Linked DNA regions of Homo sapiens: region 1 is linked to region 2. The links are chromatin loops, found by intact Hi-C in ENCODE. Cell type or tissue: GM12878. All regions are shown on one strand. Each heading gives the region's core, and the rest is flanking DNA. Links, peaks and the distances in the headings are about the cores only. Region 1 has its middle 19 kb from the start of MYB. Region 2 overlaps HBS1L (HBS1 like translational GTPase).

Region 1 (2,822 bases), core at 52-2,551, 160 kb before region 2:
ATCAACCTAATTCTGCCTTACAGAATGAAGCTGAAAGAAGTTCAACTAATTTAAATCTAGTTCTAAACAACTATTTCATCCATAAATGTGAATTTGATGGAACCATAGTCAAGTATGTTATTTGCTACATACAAAGATTGGAGACAAATCTAAGTATTGTATTTTATAATTATTAAAAATTAAATCGTGTAGTTTTCTGCTAAAAGTCAGAAACTTCTAGTTCAAAGAATTTGCTTTTAAAATGTAGTTGTTGATTTCCAAAAAAAGATGAAACCTTGTGTAAGATTTTGGTATAAGAACGTTAATCTTTTCCTCTCCCCAGAAATACACATTAAACTAAAGAGAATCAGAATTCTAGTCATAAGCTTTTATTTTTTGCACTTGAAGAACTGAAAGCTTTCTCTGTTTGTTATTTTCTGAAGGAGGGGGTTTCCTGTGTGTCTTTCTGAAGTTCTGGGGATCCCCTCATCTTTTCAGTCCTAGGCACCTTTTTCTTCATATTGAGCATCCTTTGAACCAATAAGAGTGTCTGTGGCCACGGTATGCCATCCCCTGGCAGAGCGATCTGCGTTTTTTCTTGACTGAATCAGGGTGCTGCCTCCTGGTATAAGGCTTGAGGTATCTCCAAGTGCTGACTGCAGGGCCAGCCTCAGAAGGAGACAGAAACTGACTGATTTGAAGGCATGAAAGACTGGATTCTCAGCTGCACTTATCATATTCATGATGTCTAAATTTCTTTCTTTCTTTTTTTTTTTTTTTTTTTTTTTTTGAGACAGCATCTCATTTTGTCACCCAAGCTGGAGTACAGTGGTGTAATCATGACTGTCTGCAGCCTCGACCTCCTGGGCTCAAGTAATCTTCCCACCTCAGCCTCCTGAGTATCTGGGATTACCAGCGTGAGCCGCCATGCCCAGCCTGAAATTCTATTTTAAAAAATGTACTACTTTGAAGTTTTTCTACTCCTTTTCTTACTATTATTAATCTAATATTTTGGCTAGGGGCATTCGGACATCTATTTACATATAAACGATGAGAAAAGAGGTTGGTTCGTGGGTGCATGAGAACCTAGGAGGGAACAGTTGGGGCGGGTTCAGCATGGGAAGCAGGGAAGTTCTCCCAGCATGAGCTTTGGCTGAGCCTCTTCCAGGAGGAAGAGCCCAGGGCTTGATGCTGCCGCTCCTGCTGCAATGCCAAGAATGGCCACTAGGGAACTGGGCCCACTTGTCAACTTGCCTTCTACCCAAGTTGGTAATAAAAAAAGCCTAAAACCTGCGTCCGTTTTTCAAATCATTGTGGAGTAAAAGATACATATTTCTTTTATGCTGAGATCTGGAACTTTAAAAAATCACAAGTGGTGTTTTAAATGTATTATTAATGCAGAACACTTTATTATAGTTCAATAAAGAATTCTATGTCTCCATTACACAGACTAATGACACCTCCAGACATAGTTATAGTAATTTTCCCAGCTGATACAGTTTAATTAATGATATAAGGACATAATTACATGTTTCAGTGATCTTTCACATATTTACAGGAACTGCTGTAACTAGCTTAATTAGAGTAATTACGTAAATAGCTGATAATGCACAACAAATTACAGGAAAAAATCTTCTATAGTTTGGTGTGTTCAATTTCTAAGCAAGCTTATAGAAGGAAAACATTTACATCTTGGGATAAAATGTAAGACTATGTGGCCTCTAAATTTTGTTGTTCCTAACCCAGCAGAACATAACTGTTGGAGGTTTAACAGTTAACTTGTCTTCCTTTTGTAGTTCTGTTGCAGACCTCATGTCAGTTGTTGGTTGTGTTCTATGAAATTGCTCATTCTGCTTTGCCACTGGCTGAAGTTTCATGATGAGTTTTTTTGTCATGTTGGGTAGTTATTATATTGCACTCACTGAGAACTGGAAAGGGCGCTTAGGGAAAAGGTTGACAAATCTCACACCTCTTTTTCATTTCCTTTCTTGTCCTTTCTTTAACTGATATCTTCTGTTTCCTTCACACTCATACACAAAGATGTTTCTTTGGACTGTCCTTTAAGCACTCTTTCTGTAGTTAAACACATATTTGTAAAGACTACAATTGATGTTCTCCTGTGGAGTTCTAGTTCTGGTTACCCACCACTCAAGTCCTTTCAATGTTGTCTTTCTCATTGAATTGATCAGCCTTTGAGTCCTTAGAGAGAAGCAAGAGCCCCTTTTTAAGTGAAATAATGCCCCTCCTTAATCAGCTGGTGTGTTTCCATTGGCTGACATCAGGCACGCCCTCTAACTTCCTTTACTTTTGCAGACTACTAGATCCATATCTTGGTGCTTCTTGTGGAAGAAGACCTAAGGAAATCCAACTGAGCCAAAAGAAATATCAGCCTTATGTAGAGGATAGGGTCAAATTTTAATTCCAGTTTGCTTAAATCAATGACTCATCGTTTTGCACATTCATGCTCTGCCTAATTTTTCTGTCTTTTACCTGCCCTACTTTCTGTCCTGCTATCCCACAGCATGAGACCTCTCTGTTGGTCAGGCCAGACTCTTGACTGTCCTGTGAACACACTTCTAAATCCATGTATTTATTTCCTTTTTGTCTTCCTTTTTACTGGATTTTACCAGTTTTTGAGCCCCTCTTAGGTTTACTTCCTGCAAGAAGCCTTTCATTTCTAATCTCATTGATTTTTATCTTCCAGGACACAGCCTACACTATGAAAATCAAACAATTCTACACTGTCACGTATTGTGCATCCACCTCTTCTCTCCAACTACATGGAAGCTCCTGGAGGACAGAAGAACTGTGATTGATACTTTATCTCCCACCAGATATCAGGC
Region 2 (2,822 bases), core at 196-2,695:
TTATTCATTTATTTTTGGAGACGGAGTCTCACTCTGTCGCCTAGGCTGGAGTGCAGTGGTGCAATATTGGTTCACTGCAACCTCCACCTTCTGGGTTCAAGCAGTTCTCCTGCCTCAGCCTTCTGAGTAGCTGGGATTACAAGCGTGCACCACCATGACCAGCTTATTTTTGTATTTTCAGTAGAGAGGGGTTTCACTGTGTTGGTCAGGCTGGTCTCGAACTCCTGACCTCGTGATCCACCTTCCTTGGCTTCCCAAAGTGCTGGGATTACAGGCATGAGCCACCGTGCCTGGCCTTTTTTTTTTTTTTTTTAAGAGATGGAGTCTTGCTTTGTCACCCAGGCTGAAGTGCAGTGGCGTTATCATAGCTCACTACAAGCTTAAACTCCTGGGCTCAAGCCATTCTCTCACCTTAGCCTCTCGAGTAGCTGGGACTATAGGCACATGTCACCATGCCTGACTAATTCCCCCATGTTCTTAATTCAGTTTTTCTACATTAACCTCTTTCCCTAGATTCTTTATAGATATCAGTATTTTAGTAAGTCTAGTGTTGTGTGCAAGTAAAATATATACTATATTCCAGCACAATTCAGACTCTCAACTTGTTCATCAGTTCATAAACCTCGCAGGATTAAAAATAGTTTAGCCATCTGCTAACTGACCAAACAATTTTAGTATTGTGAAAGGGTGTGGTAGGAAAGGGAGGTATAGGGTCTAGGTATAATGTCAGAACAAGGCTCAGTGCAGAAACTACCTTGTGACCTCTTAATACTGAAACTTAACAGTCAGTTCAAAATTAGGAAGAGATTTGGTGGAGGTTAAGCATAGGAGAGTCCTGACAATAGGGGATTTCCTAGATTAAAGTGACAGAATTTCTTTCAGCATTAATATCTTACTAAATTTTTTTAGAGATAATGTGTTTATAAAGACATTAATTCTGTGAAAGTTATCATAATCTATAATTTAAAATACTATGTAATAGATTTCTTTATATTACTAAAGAAATTAATTGGCCTTTTATATTTTACTCCTTAACTAGGAAAACCAGTAGATTCCCAGACATCGCGAAGTGAATCTGAAATTGTGCCAAAAGTTGCTAAAATGACTGTATCTGGAAAGAAGCAAACTATGGGATTTGAAGTGCCTGGGTAAGACTTTGAGTACCTCCCTCATCCCCACCCCCACCCCCAAGTTTTTGAAATCACTGTTGCTTCTGTAAGAAAGAGACTGTTTCAATTTCGCATAATATATCATTAGCACTGAAGTATCATATATCCTCAGTATAACATAGTACAAAGAGACAAAATGAGAAATTAGGCTTGATTCTGGCCTTATCTTGTGTGTATTACTTACTCTACCTCACTGCCAGTTTTCTTACATAAATATTTTATAGCTACTTTAACATAAAAAACCCTATGATTTTGTGAAACCTAGCACTGTGAGATAGGGAATTCTTATACCACTAGGTGGCAGAGGTAACCAGATTTTGGAGTGAGTCCCCGAATCATGGAATCATTAATTAAATTTTTTAATAACTAAAATATTTTTAAACTCTTTTGGATTTTCATATTGAATAAATTGGACCATTGTAGCAAAGACGTAAATTGGACCATTGTAGCAAAGACATATGATATGAAACATATGTAGAATTTCAAATATGTAGTGAAAAATGGAAATAAACCATACCTTGGTAGCACTTGTTTGTTCTTATCAAAGTCTCTAGAATCCTTCCAGGAGTTTTTATAGACAAGGGAAGTGAGTTGCTTTAAAGCCATTAATTTTTAAACTCTAAAATTTTTCAGAATTTTCAATTGTTACTTATAAATTATATGTATTTTGTCTGCCAAAATGATAAACGCTGTTATCAAATATAAACAATAGGTTTTTACTATAAACAATAGATTTTTATATATATATACTTTTTTTCCTTTTTTTTCCTCTTTTCCCAAGTTATATTTTTTTAAAAATATAAACCCAGGAACCTTATTTATTTTTTTTTTCCTTACAATATTCTTTTGTCTAAACTAGTGAGGTATTATGAGTTTTGGTTGGGAAGAATGTTTATCACCTAGTTCAATTTTTGGATTTTATAGAAACAAGACTTTATTCACTAGATTTCAAAGTCAGTGAAGGAAAGGACTCCTTATCTAGGACATAGTAGGCATTCAGTGTACATTAATTGAATGATTGGATGAATGAAAAAGTTAATTTTTATCATGAGTAACTTTAGCCTGTTAAAATAATTTAGAATTCTGATTCAGTCTCAAAAAGCTTCGTGTATGCCTTTTTTCCTTCTGAATTGGGATTGAGTTGTCAGAATTATAATTGCCCTTTTTGTCCTTATTCTTGAGTACCATTTAATTCTATTATGGGATTTTTACATACAGAGAGAGAGAGAGGGGGGAAATAAATAGAATACACAATTTATTGTTCTAAGGATTTTATAATCTTAGTACAAAAGATTTTTCAGAAGTCTTAACATGCAAATGAACCCAAATTAATGTATTATATTAGAAGTAAATGCATAGGTATCTAAATGAATAATTATAAAGATAATGGGTAATAAATGTATCAATAAATAATGTGCATAATTTTTGAAAACTCTGTAAGTACAATGCAGGCCTTTCAGAATTTTATGACTATATTCTTTGTGAGGCCAGGGACTGTTAATGTTCATCACTGTATTCCTTTTACAGAATAGTTATTAAATATTTATTGCTCAGAATCCTTGGGGAAATATGTATTATTTTAAAAATAAACTTGCAAATAACATAAAGGTAAAAAATCCACCCATGAGGCAACATTTTGATGTGGCTCTATGG

What was found. A loop is a pair of places that touch in the nucleus more often than their neighbours do. Peaks named below come from ENCODE experiments on the same cell type or tissue, not always from the same donor. Only the 100,000 strongest peaks of a DNase experiment are listed, where the experiment ranks them.
Region 1: it touches region 2 in a loop (8-fold over the local background); 1 of 110 quality-filtered maps calls a loop at or near these places.

What each region holds. Positions count from the first base shown.
Region 1 is chr6:135,161,233-135,164,054 of GRCh38, reverse strand. No RefSeq gene overlaps it. Among named protein-coding and RNA genes, the nearest start is that of MYB, 19 kb to the left of the region's middle. RefSeq lists an enhancer at 620-689. In GM12878, for the core only: a CTCF peak has its summit at 1,187; a DNase peak (open chromatin) is centred at 540; H3K4me3 peaks cover 503 bases; H3K27ac peaks cover 2,500 bases.
Region 2 is chr6:135,001,060-135,003,881 of GRCh38, reverse strand. HBS1L (HBS1 like translational GTPase) reads left to right here. Exons shown (of 18, transcript NM_006620.4): 5 at 1,040-1,148. Among named protein-coding and RNA genes, the nearest start is that of MIR3662, 23 kb to the right of the region's middle. In GM12878, for the core only: a CTCF peak has its summit at 1,445 (motif pointing right); a DNase peak (open chromatin) is centred at 741; H3K27ac peaks cover 1,613 bases.